2 separate regions of the Homo sapiens genome follow, and region 2 is linked to region 1. A link is an interaction called in ENCODE POLR2A ChIA-PET data of the cell type or tissue named here. Cell type or tissue: MCF 10A. All regions are shown on one strand.

Region 1 (2,500 bases):
TAGGATCCAAGTAAGTGACAGGCACTATCGTAGAACTCACCAGATATGATTTGGATATTTGTCCTCCCCAAATCTCATGTTGAAATGTAATCACCAAGGTTGGAGGTGGGGCCGGCTGGGAGGTGCTCAGGTCATGGGGGCAGATCCATCATGTCTTGGTGTCGACTTTGTGATAATGAGTAAGTTCTTACGAGATCTGGTTATTTAAAATTGTAGGGCACCTCCCCGCACCTTGCTCCCACTCTCGCCATGTGATGTGCTTGCAAAGCTCCCTGAGGCCCCTGAGAAGCCCAGCCAAGATGCTGGTGCCATGCTTGTACAGCCTGCAGAACCAAGAGCCAATTAAACCTCTTTTCTTTATAAATGACCCAGTCTCGGGTATTTATAGCAACACAAAAATGGCCTAACACACCACCTCTCCTAAGTACAAACACAGTATCTCTGAATTTTTTAGACTAAGAGATTAAGACCCAGAAGAACAGGAAAATTTCTTTTTCCCACCCATGTTAGTCGAGTTCGAAGAGGGGAATTTCTTCTTCCAACCATTGTTAGTCCAGTTCCCAGCTAAGAATCTCCTCTTCTCCGAGTGGCTGACCTCAGGGATTAGCACTCCCTTGACCAGAGATGATGTCTACCCACAGGGGTGTGGCCTCCCAGTCTCTACAAAGTCTCACAATAAAACTGACTAACCACCTTTACTCACACAGAAGACAGACAAAAACAGTATACAAATGTGTATTTTGTTATATCCCCAAATCCCATTGTTACAGTGTGACACAGCATAATAATTATTAAATATTTTCCTTTTCAGAGGAACACTTCTTATTCTAATCTTTAGTTCACCCTGCAGTAATGTTGGGGAACAGCTGTGGAAAGAGGAAATAATCCTTCTGTTCCCCACCCCACCACCTCTATCACTATTAAACACATTTTTGTTTTCAGATTCACGAATTTCTGAACATGTATTCTCCATACAGTTTTACAAAGTGACTCTTTTTTTCAGCTCTTGAAATTAATACCTCTTGAATTTAGTATGCAAACATATGCAAGTATTCTGGAAATGCAACAGACCCCAGATGACTAGCTAAAGCTTAGAGACTGTATGACAAAGCACTTTGAGCTCCCCAGACACATCAGGGCCTTCCCAGAGAGTGGTCTTCCCATGCTTGTAGAGTTGGGTTAACATTTCCTTTGGGTAATTTGAATACTTCAACTTCCTCAGGCTGCAGGTCCTAAAGCCTTTTGTATACAGGAAGAATGGTTTACTACTTCTTTGAGTTCTGGCTTATTAATTATAGCAATTATTTTGTTCACCTATACAGCATGTCAAACTGTTATTTATCTGCTTAATCAGCACATCAGGAAATAAAAAGCCATTGCCTGTGTAAGAAATACTGACCTGATGAAATATCTTGGAGGCATTCCTCAGTACCAATTAAAATAATAGACATTGTCACATGGTGCAATTATTTTCCAGAAAACAGCTGACGTGTACACACTAAGCTTGGCAAAATTCCTGGCTAATTTCGCAAGAATGTTTATTCCAAACTGAGATCATCTTTTTAAAAAAAGAAAAAAGACACAGACAAAGAGGGTAAGGAGGGAGGGGGAGATGAAAGTGGAGAGGCAGAAAAGGAAGGGTAGGAGACAGAAAGGAAGGAAGGGTCGAAGGGAGGGAGGAAGAAAACAAATAAGGAAGGGTTCTTCATAAATCAAGAGAAGATGTTAGATTTTAAAGTCGTCTTTTCTCTATCTGACCAGATATCTACCTAATCCTGCAACGAAATTTTATTAATTACAGAAGAGGTCAAATATTTCATCTTTACCAGAGATTCATTAATTTAAAATGTTCTAACCTCAAATTCACATTACAAAATCATAGCATTAGGTCTTTTTCAGATTTTAATAATTTCCCTAATTAACACAAATGATTTTAAAGGAAATTAATCAAGAAAAACTTTATTTCAGAGAGGTTCATGGAAGAGGAAAATATAGAGTGAACATTTACAAATAAAAACAAACATTATAGAAATGCAGAGTCATGACTGATGCATTCCAACCTTGTGCATGTCTGGAATACATCTGCAAATCATCTGCTCAGCCTTCAGAATAGTCTGTACACACACACAGATACAGCCACACATACACCCAGAGAAACCCAGGCATTGTCAAGCCTGGAGGAAGCCAATGTTGACATGTCAGTCCTTTATCTGGTAAGAAAGAAGCATGAACTGCTCTATCACACTTAGTTTGTTTCTGATTTCTGGATCCTACTAAAAAGCAAGGAGGATGAAATTTTTTTTCTTTTCTATTGATTCAGAATCTGGAATTTTGACTACAAAAAAATTTTTTTGGAAATCTTGCCATTAGTCTAAGGCAGGGGGTTACTTAGGGGTTGAAATCTATTAGCTGCTAATGTTTTTGGCTTAGTGAGAATAACAGGATTTGGGGTTCTGAAGGGAAATAGAGTTTGTAGCTTGCTTAAAACTTACTGTAGACC
Region 2 (2,500 bases), 340 kb after region 1:
AGCGGTCGGGAAAATGATCTCTCTCTCCCTGAAGCCCGGCTGCCCCTCTCTGAAGCAGCCCTGTCTGAAGTTAGCCACATCTATCCATAGTCTCCAACGTTCAGTTGCTTCTCTGCTCGCTGCTCAGCCACTTGTGTTGCTCTGCCAGCTGAAGTCTTCTATGGGCACAGGATAGGAGCATGGCAGGCCAAAAAGGTAACATTTGGGCAGAAAAACGGGGTCAGCTGTTTTCACTTGGGGCCGCAGTTTCAGGCATATGGGTGGGGTTTAGCTGGGAGCCCAGCCCTTCTGTATCATTGACAGCCAAGTTTCAGATAAAAAAAGCTGCTTCCTTCCCTCACCCTCTAACTCTTTAAAACTTTATTACTTCCTCAAATGCATTAGAAATTTGTGTCTGTATTTTTCAAGGTCATACACAAAGGTATTACTAAAATTACCATATGATTTTCATTGAGAACTCAATCTTTTGGCAGCTAAGCATTAATCAGGTTAGCCAAGTTGTTCCTTCCAAGGAGGGTTCCGGGAGGGTACAGGTCACAGCCATAGAACAGGAAAGAAGCAGGCCAAAGCCGATATGTGATCCAGGCTGCTTTCTCCTTCTCTTGTTCCGTCATCATTTTCAGGTAACTTCATCTTGACATTCTGCAAAACATAATTCTGGTCGACTACATGAGTGGCATGATGCTAATGTGACTTATGAGCAAGAAGTGGCAAATACCCTACATGCCCAAGTAAGTACATAGTGAGAAATAATTCCATAGAGATTCAGAGGCCTACCATATTGTTGAAATTTTGAAGAATACAACAATCCAATACATGTGTTATAAGGTAAAGACGGGTGGTAGAATATTGCGCCATCTATGATAAATAAAGAGGCATAGGCCAAGCATGGTGGCTCACACCTGTAATCCCAGCACTTTGGGAGGCCAAGGCTGGAGGAGTAGGAGTTTAAGACTTAAACTCACTTGAGCGTAGGAGTTTAAGACTAGCCTGGACAACATGGCAAAACTCTGTCTCCACAAAAAATACAAAAATTTGCCAGGCATGGTAGTGTGCACCTGTAGTCCCAGCTACTTGGGAGGCTGAGGTGGAAGGATTGCTTAAGCCTGGGAAGTGTAGTTTGCAGTGAGCAGTGAGCTGTGATTGCACTTGCACTCCAGCCTGGGTGACAAAGCAAGACCCTGTCTTAAAAAAAAAAAGAAGGAAAGGGAAGAAGAGGAGGGGAGGGGAGGGGAGGGAAGAGGAGAGGGGAGGGAAAGAAAGAAAAAGAAAGAGGCATAATGGTTTCTGGGTTTCTTTGGATTTTGGAGAAAGCAAATACTATATACTTTGAGTGGGGACCAGAACTACAAGCAGGTCAAGACAATCATGCAAGCTGTTCAAACACTTGTGTCATGACATCAGCAGATCTGCTACTGCTGGAGATAATCCTGACCCTGAAACTGCTGACTAGGCTAGGTTAGGAGGTATAGAGTTCCACCCAATTAGAAGTTATGACTAATAAGTGTAACAAGTGGAGTCACTTTGGGTTACTCATTCTATTGAGCAAACAGGTGAAAAATGGAGTTAATGCACTGGCTAGGGTAATGAACTCTGAGCTAGAGTTACTACTACCTAATTAAAGCAGGGAGGATATGTCTGGAACCGAAGGGAGTCAGTGGAGCATCTCTTACCATTTCCATGCCCAGTGTTAATTGTCGTCGGGAAATTACAGACTCAGATGAAGTTCCATGCCACAGCAAATGGGATCGGGCTTTTCCAGTAACTGCCCAAATGTTCTTCCCCTCTTTCTCAGCCTCACTTCCCTTTTCTTACACTCTTACTATTCTGAGATGGAACCTCGCCCCCCAAAATATTAACAATTAAGCTTTGTTTGAGTCTCTATTTTCCAGAGGACTCAGGCAAAGGCCCCTTCCAACTTCTAGTCTTTAGTCATTCAATCATTCTAGGGCTGTCCAGTAAAAATTAGACAGCCTGAGGCTGAGCTGTTCAATAGAAACAATATGAGTGTCATATAAAATTTTTAAATTTCTAGTAGTCACATTTTAAAAAGTAAACAGGTGAAATTAATTTTACTTAAACCAATATACCTAATATGTTGTCATTTCAACACATATTTAATATAATAATGAAATAGTTTTTTTATATTAAGGTTTCAAAGTCTATTGTGAATTTTATACTTACAGTATATCTCAATTTGAATGTTAACTTATCATTGGAAATACTTGATTTATATTAGATTTCATAAATTTTACAATAAAAAAGATTCACATTCCCAAGTTGTTCCAAAATATTGGGAGACAATTCTCCATGGGTCTCTCATATTTCCGAACATCTTGTGAGCAGAGGCACTGGTTGTCTTTGTTCTGAACTATCTTTAAAGGATGTCTGTATATCAAATAGCCTTGGAAGACTGACATAGTGTCTCCCTCTGAAGCATGAGGTAGGTATGCTTATTGTCCAGATCATAAAGTTAATGTGCAGCTGTGCTTGCAGGACA

What was found. ChIA-PET counts read pairs that join two places held together with the same protein. Peaks named below come from ENCODE experiments on the same cell type or tissue, not always from the same donor. Only the 100,000 strongest peaks of a DNase experiment are listed, where the experiment ranks them.
Region 2: POLR2A ChIA-PET joins it to region 1 with 5 read pairs; 3 of 35 experiments call an interaction of 5 or more read pairs at or near these places.

The regions. Positions count from the first base shown.
Region 1 is chr4:102,437,933-102,440,432 of GRCh38, forward strand. All of the region lies in intron 2 of NFKB1-AS1 (NFKB1 antisense RNA 1), which reads right to left. Among named protein-coding and RNA genes, the nearest start is that of NFKB1, 62 kb to the right of the region's middle. In MCF 10A, no CTCF peak of the experiment used is centred here; a DNase peak (open chromatin) is centred at 1,519.
Region 2 is chr4:102,779,151-102,781,650 of GRCh38, forward strand. It overlaps LOC102723704 (a long non-coding RNA gene), which reads left to right. Exons shown (of 5, transcript NR_125932.1): 3 at 1-195; 4 at 624-731. It overlaps LOC124900743 (a long non-coding RNA gene), which reads right to left. Exons shown (of 2, transcript XR_007058208.1): 2 at 1-642. Among named protein-coding and RNA genes, the nearest start is that of MANBA, 19 kb to the left of the region's middle. In MCF 10A, no CTCF peak of the experiment used is centred here; a DNase peak (open chromatin) is centred at 1,461.